Regions from separate parts of the Homo sapiens genome. Here all the other regions are linked to region 3. A link is a contact called in ENCODE Hi-C or POLR2A ChIA-PET data. All regions are on one chromosome and are shown on one strand. The core of a region is the stretch at or near the end of the contact, and the rest is flanking DNA. Distances in the headings are between cores, read along the strand shown.

Region 1 (4,578 bases), core at 2,014-4,513, 780 kb before region 3:
TTGCCCAGGCTGGAGTACAGTAATGCGATCTCGGCTCACTGCAACATCTGCCTTCCAGGTTCAAGTGATTCTCCTGCCTCAGCCACCTGAGTAGCTGGGATTACAGGTGCGCACCACCACGCCCAGCTAATTTTTCTATTTTTAGTAGAGACAAGGTTTCACCATGTTGGCCAGGCTGGTCTTGAACTCCTGACCTCAGGTGATCCACCCAACTCAGCCTCCCAAAGTGCTGGGATTACAGGCATGAGCCACCGCATCTGGTCGAAATTTTCTTTTCTCTTCCCCCACATGCACTCTATCATCAAGGCCAGTCCATTTTATATCCTAAATATTGATGGAATCAATTTTCCCCTCTGAATCCTTCCTTCACAATCAGAAGCAATTCAACAGCCTCTCTCCTGGGCTCCCTGTCCCCTATATCTTTTGGTTCCCATCTACACTCCGCATGTCAAGAGAACTTCTTTGATGTTAGTCATGTGCTTCCCCTGTTCAATGGCCTTCAGTGGCTCCCAGGGCCTGCAGGATAAACTCAAACCTGAGAGCTGTCAGGAAGGCCCTCCCCAAACTGACTGGAGGCTGATTTCTAGTCATTATTTCAGCCCCTTCCCCAGAAACCCTGCTGCATGCACAGGGAGTCTGGATTTAATTTTTTTTTTTTTTTTTTAGACAGGGTCTTTCTCTCCCTCAGGCTGGAGTGCAGTGGCACAATCATGCTCACTGCAGCCTCAGCCTCCAGGGCTCAAGTAGATCTTCCCGCCTCAGCCTCTTGAGTAGCTTGGACTACAGATGCACATCACCATGCCCAGCTAATTTTTTTTTTTTTTTGAGACAGAGTCTTGCTCTGCTGCCCAGGCTGGAGTGTAATGGCATGATCTCAGCTCACTGCAACCTCTGCCTCCCGGGTTCAAGCAATTCTCCTGCCTCAGCCTCCCAAGTAGCTGGGACTATAGGCGCATGCCACCATGCCCGGCTAATTTTTTGTATTTTTAGTAGAGACAGGGTTTCACCATGTTAGCCAGGATGGTCTTGATCTCCTAACCTCGTGATCCGCCCTCCTCAGCCTCCCAAAGTGCTGGGATTACAGGCGTGAGCCACCGTGTCCGGCCATGCCCAGCTAATTTTTTAATTTTTTGTAGAGATGAGGTCTCACTATGTTGTTCAGGCTGGTCTCGAACCCCTGGGCTCAAGTGATCCTCCTGCCATTGGCCTCCTAAAGTGCTAGCATTATAGGCATAAGCCACCACACTCAGCCAGAGGTGGTTATTTTAGTTAGGGTGATCAGGGAAGGCCTCACTGAGGAGGTAACATTTGAGCCGAGACCTCAGCTCCAAGCTTGGTGGAAAACACTTGGTTTTATACTTGATGAAAAAGTAAGTGCGTGTTTAGTTTTGTTCAAAACTGCCATACTCTTTTTGCAGAGTGGCTATACCATTTCACATTCCCATCAACAAAATATGAGAAACCTAGTTTCTCCACATACTCACCAGCATTTGGTGTTAGCATTCTTATTTTAGCCATTCCAAGAAGTGCGTAGTGATGAAAGCAATTGTGGTTTTAATTTGTATTTCCCGAATAAATAGCTAATGATGTTTAACATCTTTTCATGCACATATTGCCACCTGTGACAGCAGTGAAATATCCGTTCATATCCTTTGTCCATTTTCTTTATTTCAAGTTCTGGGGTACATGTGCACGATGTGCAGGTTTGTTACACAGGGAAACATCTGCCATGGTAGTTTACCGCACCCATTAACCCATCACCTAGGTATCAAGCCCAGGATGCATTAGCTACTCTTGCTGATGCTCTCCCTCCCCCCTCCCAACACCCACCCCACAGGCCCCCATGTGTGTTGGTCCCCTCCCTGTGTCCATGTGTTCTCATTGTTCAGCTCCCACTTATAAGTGAGAACATGCATGTTTAGCTTTCTGTTGCTGCATTAATTTGCTGAGGATAATAGCTTCTAGCTTCATCCATGTCCCTGCAAAGGACATGATCTCGTTCCTTTTTATGGCTGTATAGTATTCCATGGTGTATATGTACCACATTTTCTTTATCCAGTCTATCATTGATGGGCATTTGGGTTGAGTCCATGTCTTTGCTATTTTGAATAGTGCTTCAATGAACATACTCGTGCATGTATCTTTGTAATAGAATGATTTATATTCCTTTAGGTATATACCCAGTAATGGGATTTCTGGGTCAAATGGTATTTCTGGTTCTAGGTCTTTGAGGAATCACCACACTGTCTTCCACAATGGTTGAACTAATTTACATTCCCACCAACAGTGTAAAAGCGTTCTACCTTTGGCCATTTTCAAACTGCATTATCTGTTTTACAAAAATCGCTCCAGCTGCTTTACGGAGAATTAATTAATTAAAGGGTGGAGTCGACACTGCGGAAGTTCAGGAGAAGTGATGGGAGCTGGGACGGAGTGTTAGCGCTGGAGATGGAGAAAAAGGGGCACATTCTGGAATAGTCAGCACATTGGAAGTAGAGTTTACGGGACTTGCAGGAGGACACGTAGAATCAAGGACTTCCAGGTTCCTGGCGTGTCCTTTACAGAGGGAAAAAAGGTTTGAGGGAAGGGGAACCAAGGCTCTGGACATAAATCTGAATTGCCTGTCACCGTCCGGGTGGAGGTCACAGATAAAGAGCCTGATCTAGACACAGGCGGAGAGGAGAGGAGGGATTTGAGGGCGTTGGGAGGAGGAAAGGGGGGCCAGCAGGAAGCGGTGACTGGCTGAGTAACAAAATGGGGGTGGGGACGTGCAAGTTTCAGACTCCGACTAACTACGCGGGGACTCCGAGGCGCTCAGAAAAATGAAGCCGACCCGGCCCTGCCCCGAGGGACGCTCCAAGAGGGCGGAGGTGCAGGGAGGGCCCCGCCACAATTCGCGGTAACGCAAGCCAGGCTCGGGCGGAAGGGCGGCCGGAGCCGATCAAAGGCTGGCTCCGGGCAGGGGCAGCGAGGGAGCGAGGGGGAGCTCTCCGCAGGCCGGTGTCCCGGAGGAGGCATAATTGGAGCAGGGCTTCCAAGGTCACGGAGAGACGCCGGGCAAGACCTCTTAAGGATCCTCTTCCGGGCTTGAAAGGCAGGCGTCCTCCCGAACCGCGCGACCCAGCCAAGAAGAGCCGGGGCGGGGCCGGGGCCGGGGCCGGGGGCCGACTCGGGAATCTTCGGCCGAGGCTCGGCAATCCCCCCATCCTCCGTCCGGGGCCTCCAGCCCGGGGCCGATCCGGAAACAGCCGAGCGGATCCGGAAACAGCCGAGAGGACCCGGAAGCGGTGCGCTCCGTCACCAGGGAGTGCGGGAATCCGCCGTTTGCGCTGAGGCAATGGCGGCAGCTGCGCCGGTGGCCGCGGACGACGATGAGCGGCGGCGGCGGCCGGGGGCTGGTACGTGAGGGGGCGTCCGTGCAAGCGGGGAACGGTGATGCTGGGGGCGGGGCCGAGCCAGCCACCTGCGGATGGGGGGTGGAGAGGGATGATGGAGGAAGGGGCGGGGCCACGCCGTCGGGAAAGGGGGCGGGGCCTACAGCCACAGGCAAAAGGGGGCGTGGCCCGGCCATTGAAGGGGTAGGGCCAGTGACAGGTGCGAAGTGGGGCCCGGTGAGGAAGGGGCGCGGCCACTAGGAGGGCGGGGCCAGGTGGGACCGAAGAGAGGACTGAGTGAAACTGGCCACCGCGAAGAGATGGAGTGTAGGCAGCACCCGGCAGAGCGAGTGGGAAGGGGGCGGGGCAGGGGCGGGGCCAGGTGAGCCGGGCGGGCCCAGGTGAAGGAGGCCCCAGATGAAGGCAACAGTACTAGGTTGCAGGACTTGCTAAGCCGGTAGGTGGCCTGGGGTAAGAGATGGGAAGAGAGGCTGATCCCTGTCCCCCACAGCACTGGAGGACTCCCGGTCCCAGGAAGGGGCAAATGGTGAGGCCGAGTCAGGTGAGCTCAGCCGGCTTCGGGCTGAGCTGGCAGGCGCCCTGGCAGAAATGGAAACCATGAAGGCTGTGGCAGAGGTGAGCGAGAGCACGAAGGCCGAGGCTGTGGCTGCGGTGCAGCGGCAGTGCCAAGAGGAGGTGGCCTCGCTGCAGGCCATCCTGAAAGGTGAGACGCGGGACTCACCTAGACTCCCCATCAACCCCATACTGGGGAGTGCATGACGAGAAAGGGATTGGGGGCACAGATAAGCTATGGGATAGGTTAGCAGGGCTGCCTGGCACAGGGCATGCCTATGGCCCAGAGGAAGGGCCGCCCTTTTAAAATTTGCATAGAGGCCCTCCATGTGATAGCAGCAGCTCTGTCAGTTATAGCTAAGTTTAGCTCCCAGCTTCTATCTGTTGCCTTGTCCCATGTCATTTCTTGTCCCTCACTGATGATTGATCAACCCTGAAGATGGGCGAGAAACTTCTCAGTTCCCCAAACCAACCTCATTTTAGTCTGGACTTCTGGGAAATAGAATCAGCCCTGGCCCAGTCTCTGTGAGTCTAATGCTCTGCTCTCTAGCCTTCCCCAGACACTCCCCCCTCCACCCCACGCCATGCACCAGCTTCCCCACCTCCGCCCCACGTTCTTTGTACTTGGTCC
Region 2 (4,513 bases), core at 1,952-4,451, 730 kb after region 3:
AAATATTTGCAAACCATACAAGAGATATGGGGTTAATATCTAGAATATACAAAGAACTCCTACAACTCAATAACAACACAAAAACAAATAACTCAATTTAAAAATGGCCGGGTGTGGTGGCTCACACCTGTAATCCCAGCATTTTGGGAGGCCGAGGCGGGCGAATCACCTGAGGTCAGGAGTTCAAGACCAGCCTGGCCAAGATGGCGAAATCCCATCTCTACTAACAAATACAAAAATTAGCCAGGCATGGTGGCAGGCACCTGTAATTCCAGTTACTCAGGAGGCTGAGGCAGGAGAATTGCTTGAACCTGGGAGGCGGAGGTTGCAGTGAGCCAAGATCACACCACTGCACTCCAGCCTGGGCAACAGAGCAAGACTCTGTCTCAAAAAAAAAAAAAAAAAAAAAAAAAAGGACAAAGGACATGAATAGACATTTCCCCAAAGAAGATCAGCAAATGCCCATTAAGCATACGAAAAGATGCTCAATATCACTAATCATCAGGGAAATACAAATTAAAACTACAATGAGATATCATCTTGCACTTGTTAGGATGGTTATTATAAAAAAAAAGAAAAGAACAAATGGTGGTGAAGATGTAGAGAATTGAAACCCTTGTGCACTTTTAGTGGGATTGTAAAATGATGCGAAACTTTAAAAAATTTTTTTAATTAAAAAAATAGAAATACCAGACATATATCCAAAAGAAATAAAAACAGCATCTCAAAGAGATATTTGCACACCTGTTTCTGCAGCATTATTTACAATAGCTAAGATGAGCAAGTAACCTAAATTTATTGATAGGTGAATGGATAAAGAAAATGTAGTACATACATAATGGAATATTATTCAGACTTTAAAAAGGAGGAAGTCCTGTCATATGTTACGACATGGATGCTTCTTGAGGACATTCTGCAAAGTGAAATAAACCAATTGCAAAAAAACAAATACTGCATTGTATCACTTATATGATGTATGTAAAGTAATCAATCTCATAGAAACAGAAAGTGGAATGCTGATTGCCAGGGACTGGGGGAGGGAGAAATGAAAAGTTGTTTTTCAATGGGTATAGAGTTTCACCCATGCAATAGGAAAAAGTTCTAGAGATCTCTTGTAAACCAATGTGCATACAGTTTACAATATTGTACTGCACATCTAAAAATTGTTAAGGGTAAAAAAGATCTACTGGTTAATAAAATCCAAACCCGGGACACTATACTTTGCACTACAATACCCTCTCTTGTTAGATTAGCAAAGGAAAGGATCCATAAACATTACAAAAGCAAAGAAAGGCAGGAAGCCCTCAACTGGTGGTCAGTTGAAGTGGGCTGGGTTTGATAGCTATTTCTTTTAACATCTGGAACTTTAGCTTTAAAAAGTGTTAATAAAGTTGTAAAGTATAAAAACTCATTATATTTCTGTACACTACAAACAGTCAAGAAATTTTAAAATTATGCCATTTACATCAGCATCAAAAAATCAAATATCCGAGAAGAAATCTAATGAAAGATGTACAAGACTTTTTTTTTTTTTTTGAGATGGAGTCTTGCTCTGTCACTCAGCTCTGTCACTAGAGGCACAGTCTCTGCTCACTGCAACCTCCGCCTCCTGGGTTCAAGCAATTCTGCCTCAGCCTCCTGAGTAGCTGGGATTACAAGCATGCACCACCACACTCAGCTAATTTTTGTATTTTTAGTGGAGACAGGGTTTCACCACATTGGCCAGGCTGGTCTCGAACTCCTGACCTCAAAAGATCCACCCACCTTGGCCTCCCAAAGTGCTGGGATTACAGGTGTCAGCCACTGCACCTAGTTGATGTACAAGACTTCTACACAGAAACCTACAAGACATTACTAAGAAAAATTAGAGAAAACATAAATAAGTGGTGGTACATACTATGTTCATGGATTGGAAAATTTAATACTTTAAGGATGCTAGTCCCCCCCAAATTGAAGTAAAGTTTCAGTAAAATCCAAAGTTTCAAGAAAAAAATCTCCAGCAAGATTTTCTTTGGTGGAAATTGACAAGATAGTTCTAAAATTTATATAGAAATACAAAGGACTGAAAATAGTTTAGACAATTTTGAAGAAGAATGTCAAGATTTATAAAGTAATTTAGAAAGTATGGCATTGTTGCAAGGAAAAACAAACTAACCAATGGAAAAGAACAGAAACAGTAGAAATAAACTCATGTATTCAACCACTTGATTTTCAGTAAGTCACCAGTGCAAGGCAGTGGAGAGAAAACATGTTTTCTTAAATGATGGTATATTAATTGAATATTCATATGGAAAAAGTAAACCTTGACCCCTACCTTACACCATACAGAAAAATAAACTACAGATAGACTGTAGACCTAAATGTGAAAGGTAAAACAGTAAATCGTCTAGAAGAAAACACAGAATAATATTTTTATCACTTTATTGCAGGCAACACTTCTTAAACAGCACATAGAAAGTTCTGGTCATAAAGAAAGATTTATAAATAAACTTCATGAAAATTAAGATTTTTTATTGATCAAAAGTTTCCATTAAGAGAATGGAAAAGAAACTGAAAGAGGAAGAGGGAAAGAATTATATATATATGTAAATTTATAATAAAATATAAATATAAAAATATTTATTTATAAATATTATATATATTTATAAAATATAAATTATATATAATAAACATATATAATTTATTTTTATAAATATATATATGGAGAGAGAGAGAAATAAACACAATTCCAAGTGCTGAAAAGGATACAGAGTAACTAAACTCTCTGTCTCTACTCAATATTCTGGTAAGAGTGTAAATCGACACAACCACTTTGGAAAACTTCTGCTGAGCAGAGACTCAACATTTCCACTTCCAAGTTATATAACCAAAGAGAAATGCAAGCATATGTGCCCAAGCAGACATGTACCAGCATGTTCATAGCAGCCATTATTTACAACCTCCCCACACTGGAAAGAACCCAAGTTCTTGGTTTCCCTGTATCTTTTTTCTGTCACACGATTGAGGAATGGGATGCGTCTAGTTCCTCAAGTCGGCCATTCTCTGCAATGTGACCCAGGTAGGGACATGGGGCTGAAAGTGAAAGGTGGGTAGTGTGGTAAAAGTAAAATGGCCCTATTTCCTATAGGGATCACAAAGAAATGAGGTGGGCGAAGAGGGACTCCCCAGAAGTGCCAGGAACAGGAGCCAACAGGTCACCAGAAGAGGAAGTGTTAAGGCGGAGGGACTTCCCGAGAGGGAACACAGAAGAAAGAACTCCTAAAGTTATCCAGGGTCTTCAAGGACTTCTGCCCACCTGCTCTCCTGCTGGTCCTCCTCTCTGACCTTCCTGCTATAGCTACAGAGCTGTGGTTCCTCCAACTCCATTCTTACTCCAACCGTGTCATTCCATGGCTCTCTGTTATCCACAAAAGAAAAACCCCAAATTCCTTGTCTGGTATTCAAGGCATTTCGGGATCTAGCCCCCAGTATTCATACTGGACTTCAGGCTCATCAGACCACTGACAGCCTCACCAACATGCTCCATTCACCTGGCTTGCACACCTGTGCATGTGCTGTTTTAGCCACGGAAACTATCTGCCCTTTTTGACTGACTGTTAGCCTCCTACTCAGTCTTCAAAATCCCATTCAAATGGCAGCTCCTCTGTCAATCTTTGACCTCTCCAAAGAGCATGAGTCACTCCTTCCTCTGGGGTCCACCCTCCACATAGTACATAGCTCATGGTGTTTTCATCTATATTCTGGGCACCATCTAGGCAGGGACAGTGTGTTTCTTTGTTACTGCTGAATCCCCAGTAACTAACCAGTGCCTACAGTGGGTGCTCAAAACATTTGCTACATGAGTGACTAAATGAAAGAGAATGCTTTCTATGGAAACGAATTGTGAACAAACATTATCCTCAATGTTAAGACCTATGTAGACCGTACACTCCAAAGTTAAATCTTACCCTTTTTGACCCATTTTTCTGGAGCTTTAGGGGATTGAGAGCCTTATGTATTTGGTGAGGATACGTTTTTTGTTGTTGTTTGTTTTGTTTTGTTTTTGAGATGGAGTCTTGCTCTGTTGCCCATGCTGGAGTGCAGTGGCACGATCTTGGCTCACTGCAACCTCCGCCTCCCGGGTTCAAGTGAGTCTCCTGCCTCAGCCTCCCAAGTAGCTGGGATTACAGGCATGGGCTACCAAGCTTGGCTAACTTTGTATTTTTAGTAGAGACAGGGTTTCACCATGTTGGTCAGGCTGATCTCAAACTCCTGACCTCAGGTGATCCACCCTCCTTGGCCTCCCAAAATACTGGGATTACAGGCATGAGCCACCGCACCTGGCCGAGGATAAAAGCTTTAATGCTTCAATCTTTTTTTCCTGCATCAGGGCCTTTGGACATGCCTTTCCCTCTGCCTAGAATGCTTTTCCCCCAGCTTCTTTCCTTTCTCATCCTCAGGTTTCAAGTTCAGTGTTGCCTCTTCAAAGAGGCAACCCTATCTGAACTGGGTCTACGCCACAGATCTCTGTAGC
Region 3 (4,400 bases), core at 1,804-4,303:
CACAGGAGATCCTGTTTTTGGTGAAGTTGCCAACTTTAAGTAATTATGTTTTTGAAATGAGATTCTTGAAGGAAAAGTTACTTTTGCCAAAATAATCTTTCTTGCATGCTAAATAGGCATATCTTTTTGGTTCTGGGACTATGCCTCATTTTTCTATATTTAGTGGTAGATATTCCTTCATATCTCTCAAGCTTGTTGTGAGAATAAACTGAGGAAATGATTAATATGAAAATGCTTTTTAAAAAACAGTACAAGGCCGAGTGCGGTGGCTCCTGCCTGTAATCCCAGCGCTTTAGGAGGCCAAGGCAGGGGGACCACGAGGTCAGGAGTTCAAGACCAGCCTGGCTGAGAAGGTGAAACCCTGTCTCTACTAAAAACACAAAAATTAGCTGGGCGTGGTGGCAGGCATCTGTAATCCCAGCTACTTGGGAGGCTGAGGCAGGAGAATCTCCTGAACCCGGGTGGCAGAGGTTGCAGTGAGCCAAGATCATACCACTGGACTCCAGCCTAGGCGACAGAATGAGACTGTTTAAAAAAACAAAAACAAAGTACAAATGAGAGATGTGAAGAATATGGTCCTGTTGAGAAAATATATACTAGCAGATTATTAGTATTAAACACACACTTTTGCAGATCATTATACTAATAGAGCAGTGGTATAGAGAATTTAAATTCTTTTTTTGCTTTAGGCTAGCCGTGTTACTTTTGGTCAAGTTATATGCTGATCACATTTCCTCTTGCAAAATGGACGTACTTAACACTTCTCTTGCAGGATGGTTAGGATTCAAGGAAATCATGTATGTAAAATACCTGGCACAGCATCTAGATGTATTAGGCACTCAGTAAATGGTCACAGTGATGACAACAGCAATGATGAATAATAGAAGATGTTACTGCCTTTAGACTGTGGTTGTGACTGTAGCGTTAGGTGGCATGGCCCCTGGACAGTCTAAAGGCCTTTAGCCCACCTGCAGATGTTTACCTGCCTGCCCTGGCATCTGTTGTCTAATGTCACAGTTGTCAGTTGTTCTGGCTGACCACTTGAAACAGTGGGAATTTTTCTCATTGATCATGTGATTATCATCCTAAATGAGGCTTTTTAATTTTTCATGATTTATTCTTTTTTAAACATAACACTTTCATATAATGCCTTTATGCCTTTGAAAAATAAAACAACAGGCCAAGTGCCATTGCTCATTCTTGTAATCCCAGCACTTTGGGAGACTGAGGCAGGAGGATCACTTGAGGGCAGGAGTTTGAGACCAGCCCGGCCTACATAATGAGACCCTGTCTCTACAAAAACTTAAAAAACAAATTAGCCAGACATGGTAGTGTGCACGTGTAGTTCCAGCTCCTTGTGGGGACCAAGGTGGGAGGATCACTTGAGCCCAGGAGTTTGAGACCAGCCTGGGCAACATAGCAAGACTCTGTCTGTACAAAAAATACAAAAATTATCCAGGCATGGTGGTGCATGCCTGTAGTCCCGGCTACTCAGGAGGCTGAAGCAGGAGGACTGCTTAAGCCCAGGAGTTGGAGGCCACAGTGAGCTATGATCATGCCATTGCACTCCAGCCTGGGCGACAGAGCAAGACTCTGTCTCTAAAATAAAATAAAACAACAACAACAACAAAAACCCCTCCAAGCTCCTCTGGTTAGTGCTGTTAAATAGTAACCACCGTCTGGGGAACTGCATGTCCTGTCAGATACCCCTTAGTGGTCTAAGACAGTAGACTACAAAGAACATGTGTTAGTCCAGTGGGCTGCACAAAGAAAATATTTCAACTTCAGCTTATAATTTTTTCTGTAACCCTTAACATTCACCACTCCAGACTATGAGAGACTCTTAATATATCAGAGATATGCTGTTTTGCAGGAGCAGCTGCTGAAGAACACTGGCTTCTGGTGATGACCACATTTATGTTAACTAAGAGCATGCACATGTGATCAAATGTTTGTCAACTGATAAAATATACCAGAGAGAAGTTGGGATGTTCTGGAATCATATTTCAGAAGCAACTAATCTTGCAGGAAGTAGTCAAAAATGTTTTCTTGCTGTCTTAAATGGGAAATGTAGGTGTGGTTAAGTCACAAAGGCAGCACTCATTTCCTGTCCCCTGTGGTTTAAAGGTTTTGCATCATTCATCACAACAAAGTGGTAAGCATTGTAGGCTACAAATTTAGAAGCACAAATATACATAGATTTATTTTTGGTCCTAGGAGCTTGGAAATTGGAGCTCTGCATGCTCACTTGCCTGGTCAGGAGCGCAGTGGCGCGATCTTGGCTCGCTGCAAGCTCCGCCTCCTGGGTTTACACCATTCTCCTGCCTCAGCCTTCCGAGTAGCTGGGACTACAGGTGCCCGCCACCACGCCCGGCTAATTTTTTGTATTTTTATTAGAGACGGGGTTTCACCGTGTTAGCCAGGGTGGTCTCGATCTCCTGACCTCATGATCCACCCGCCTCGGCCTCCCAAAGTGCTGGGATTACAGGTGTGAGAGGAATTTCTTGATGAGAGACTGTGGGGACTTGAGAGAGCCTGAGCCCCAGTGTTAATGGGGTAAATGTTCTGTAGCCATTCCTGCAGAGTGGAATGGCCGATGGGGTAGATCATCCTGATCTGTATTTTGAGGTGGTGGCATGGAAAGGCCCGGATTTTCCTTTCCCTTTCCTTGTTTGTGCTTTTGGATGGTTGTGCCTTCCTCACAGATTGTTGAGAAAGTGGGATGAACTAATGAGCGTAAAGTGCCTTGGCTGACAGTAGGTGCTCAGCAAATAAGCATTGGTTCACCTCCCCTTTCTCTCTCACTTCCGGCTCTTTGTGCTTGTCAATGTGAAGGGAGTCACCTGTGTAGAAACTTATTTTTACAGGAAGGTGAAGAAACCTGAGTGTGTGAAGCAACCTAAAGTCATTGTGTCATGTTCTGTGAGCCTCTTTGTGACTAGACTTCTGGCAAGTGCTGGCCACAAACCAACGTAGGGATTCTGGTGACATTAGATAGGACTGTAAACAAATGTGAGTGAGGGTGAGAAAAACTGCTCCTTGCTTTTTGGAGTGGGTGAACCTGCTTAATAAAGAGGAAGTGCCACTGTTACACATGACATTGTGGTGCAATAAAGGTGTGAACTAGGTTTAGATCAGAGCTCTAGCAGCTTTCTAGTTCTTGCTCTTGACTGCCCCACAGGGCAAGTGAATAGAGTCTTAGTTGCTTTATTGAGTTGAAAAAGCTATCCAGGAATATGCTTCAATCCTTTGTATTTACCTGACTTGGAATTTTGTCTGTTTATCACCTGTGTGTTTTTCATTCATTTCTTTGTTCATTTGTTCTTTATTCATATATATTTTATTGAGCACCTACTATGTAGTTGCCTTAACATGTATAATTTTATTTAACTCTCAGAACTTGAGGCTTATAGGCTTATCTCTGTGGTGTATATAAGCATTTAATGCTGTAAATTTCCTTCTAAGCCCTGCTTTAGCTTTATCCCTCAAAAAAAATTTTTTTTTTTTTTTTTGAGACGGGGTCTCACTCTGTCACCAGGCTGGAGTGCAGTGGCGTGATCTTGGCTCACTGCAACCTCTGCTTCCCGGGTTCAAGCAATTCTCCTGCCCCAGCCTCCCGAGTAGCTGGGATTACAGGCACAAACCACCACACTCAGCTAATTTTTGTATTTTCAGTAGAGACAGGGTTTCACCATGTTGGTCAGGTTGGTCTCAATCTCATGACCTTGTGATCCGCCCGCCTTGGCCTCCCAAAGTGCTGGGATTACAGGCGTGAGCCACCACGCCCGGCTATCCTTCAAATTTTAATGTTACATTTTAATTTTCATTTGATTTAAAATATTTTCTAATTTCTTTGGAGATTTCCTGTTTAGTTTCCGAATATTTGGGGATTTTCCATATACCTTTTTGTTATTGTTTTCTAGTTTAATTTGTACATGTCTTTTTTTTTTTTTTTTTGAGATGGGGTCTTGCTCTGTCACCCAGGCTGGAGTGCAATGGTGTGATCTCGGCTCACTGCAACCTCCACCTCCCAGGTTCAAGCGATTCTCCTGCCTCAGCCTCCCAAGTAGCTGGGATTACAGGTGCCCGCCACCACGCCTGGCTAATTTTTGTATTTTTAGTAGAGACAGGGTTTTGCCACGTTGGCCAGGCTGGTCTGGAACTCCTGACCTCAGGTGATCCGCCTGCCTTGGCCTCCCAAAGTGCTGGGATTACAGGCGTGAGCCACTGCGCCCAGCCTGTACATGTTGTCTTTATCCTACTTATTCTATCAGTTACTGAGAGGGGGGTGAATTCTCCAAAAATAATTTTGGATTTGTCTGTCTCCTTTTAGTTTGATCAGTTTTTGCTTCATTTATTTTGAGACTCTGTTAGTTGCATACACATTTAGTTTTCTTTTC

The links. A loop is a pair of places that touch in the nucleus more often than their neighbours do. ChIA-PET counts read pairs that join two places held with the same protein, here RNA polymerase II (POLR2A). Pooled maps may share reads with other maps.
Region 1: a map of CD8-positive, alpha-beta T cell shows a loop between it and region 3 (7-fold over the local background). The contact joins the promoter of RABEP2 here to the enhancer-like site in region 3. A Hi-C loop is called at or near these places in 1 of 168 maps with a recorded cell type or tissue (CD8-positive, alpha-beta T cell), 1 of 37 single-sample maps with no recorded cell type and 8 of 50 pooled maps.
Region 2: a loop to region 3 is called in a pooled map, with 2.5 times the contacts of the local background. The contact joins two enhancer-like sites. A Hi-C loop is called at or near these places in 1 of 168 maps with a recorded cell type or tissue (B cell) and 4 of 50 pooled maps. POLR2A ChIA-PET finds 5 or more read pairs at or near these places in 1 of 52 experiments (activated T-cell).

Annotation. Positions count from the first base shown.
Region 1 is chr16:28,923,923-28,928,500 of GRCh38, reverse strand. RABEP2 (rabaptin, RAB GTPase binding effector protein 2) reads left to right here and starts at 3,263. Exons shown (of 13, transcript NM_024816.3): 1 at 3,263-3,398; 2 at 3,886-4,098. The coding sequence starts at 3,338. RefSeq lists enhancers at 2,220-2,803, 3,782-4,011, 4,042-4,131 and silencers at 3,022-3,371, 3,402-3,621.
Region 2 is chr16:27,407,356-27,411,868 of GRCh38, reverse strand. The region is part of intron 1 of IL21R (interleukin 21 receptor); the gene reads right to left. Among named protein-coding and RNA genes, the nearest start is that of IL21R, 7.4 kb to the right of the region's middle. RefSeq lists enhancers at 3,502-3,641, 3,662-3,791, 3,802-3,941. Within about 2 kb of position 3,201, at least 7 of the 41 ENCODE cell types and tissues checked have a DNase peak (open chromatin) inside an H3K27ac peak, as active enhancers do; they include B cell, where a contact is called at or near this core.
Region 3 is chr16:28,139,789-28,144,188 of GRCh38, reverse strand. The region is part of intron 9 of XPO6 (exportin 6); the gene reads left to right. Among named protein-coding and RNA genes, the nearest start is that of XPO6, 70 kb to the left of the region's middle. RefSeq lists an enhancer at 2,514-2,563. Within about 2 kb of position 3,053, at least 14 of the 41 ENCODE cell types and tissues checked have a DNase peak (open chromatin) inside an H3K27ac peak, as active enhancers do; they include B cell and CD8-positive, alpha-beta T cell, where a contact is called at or near this core.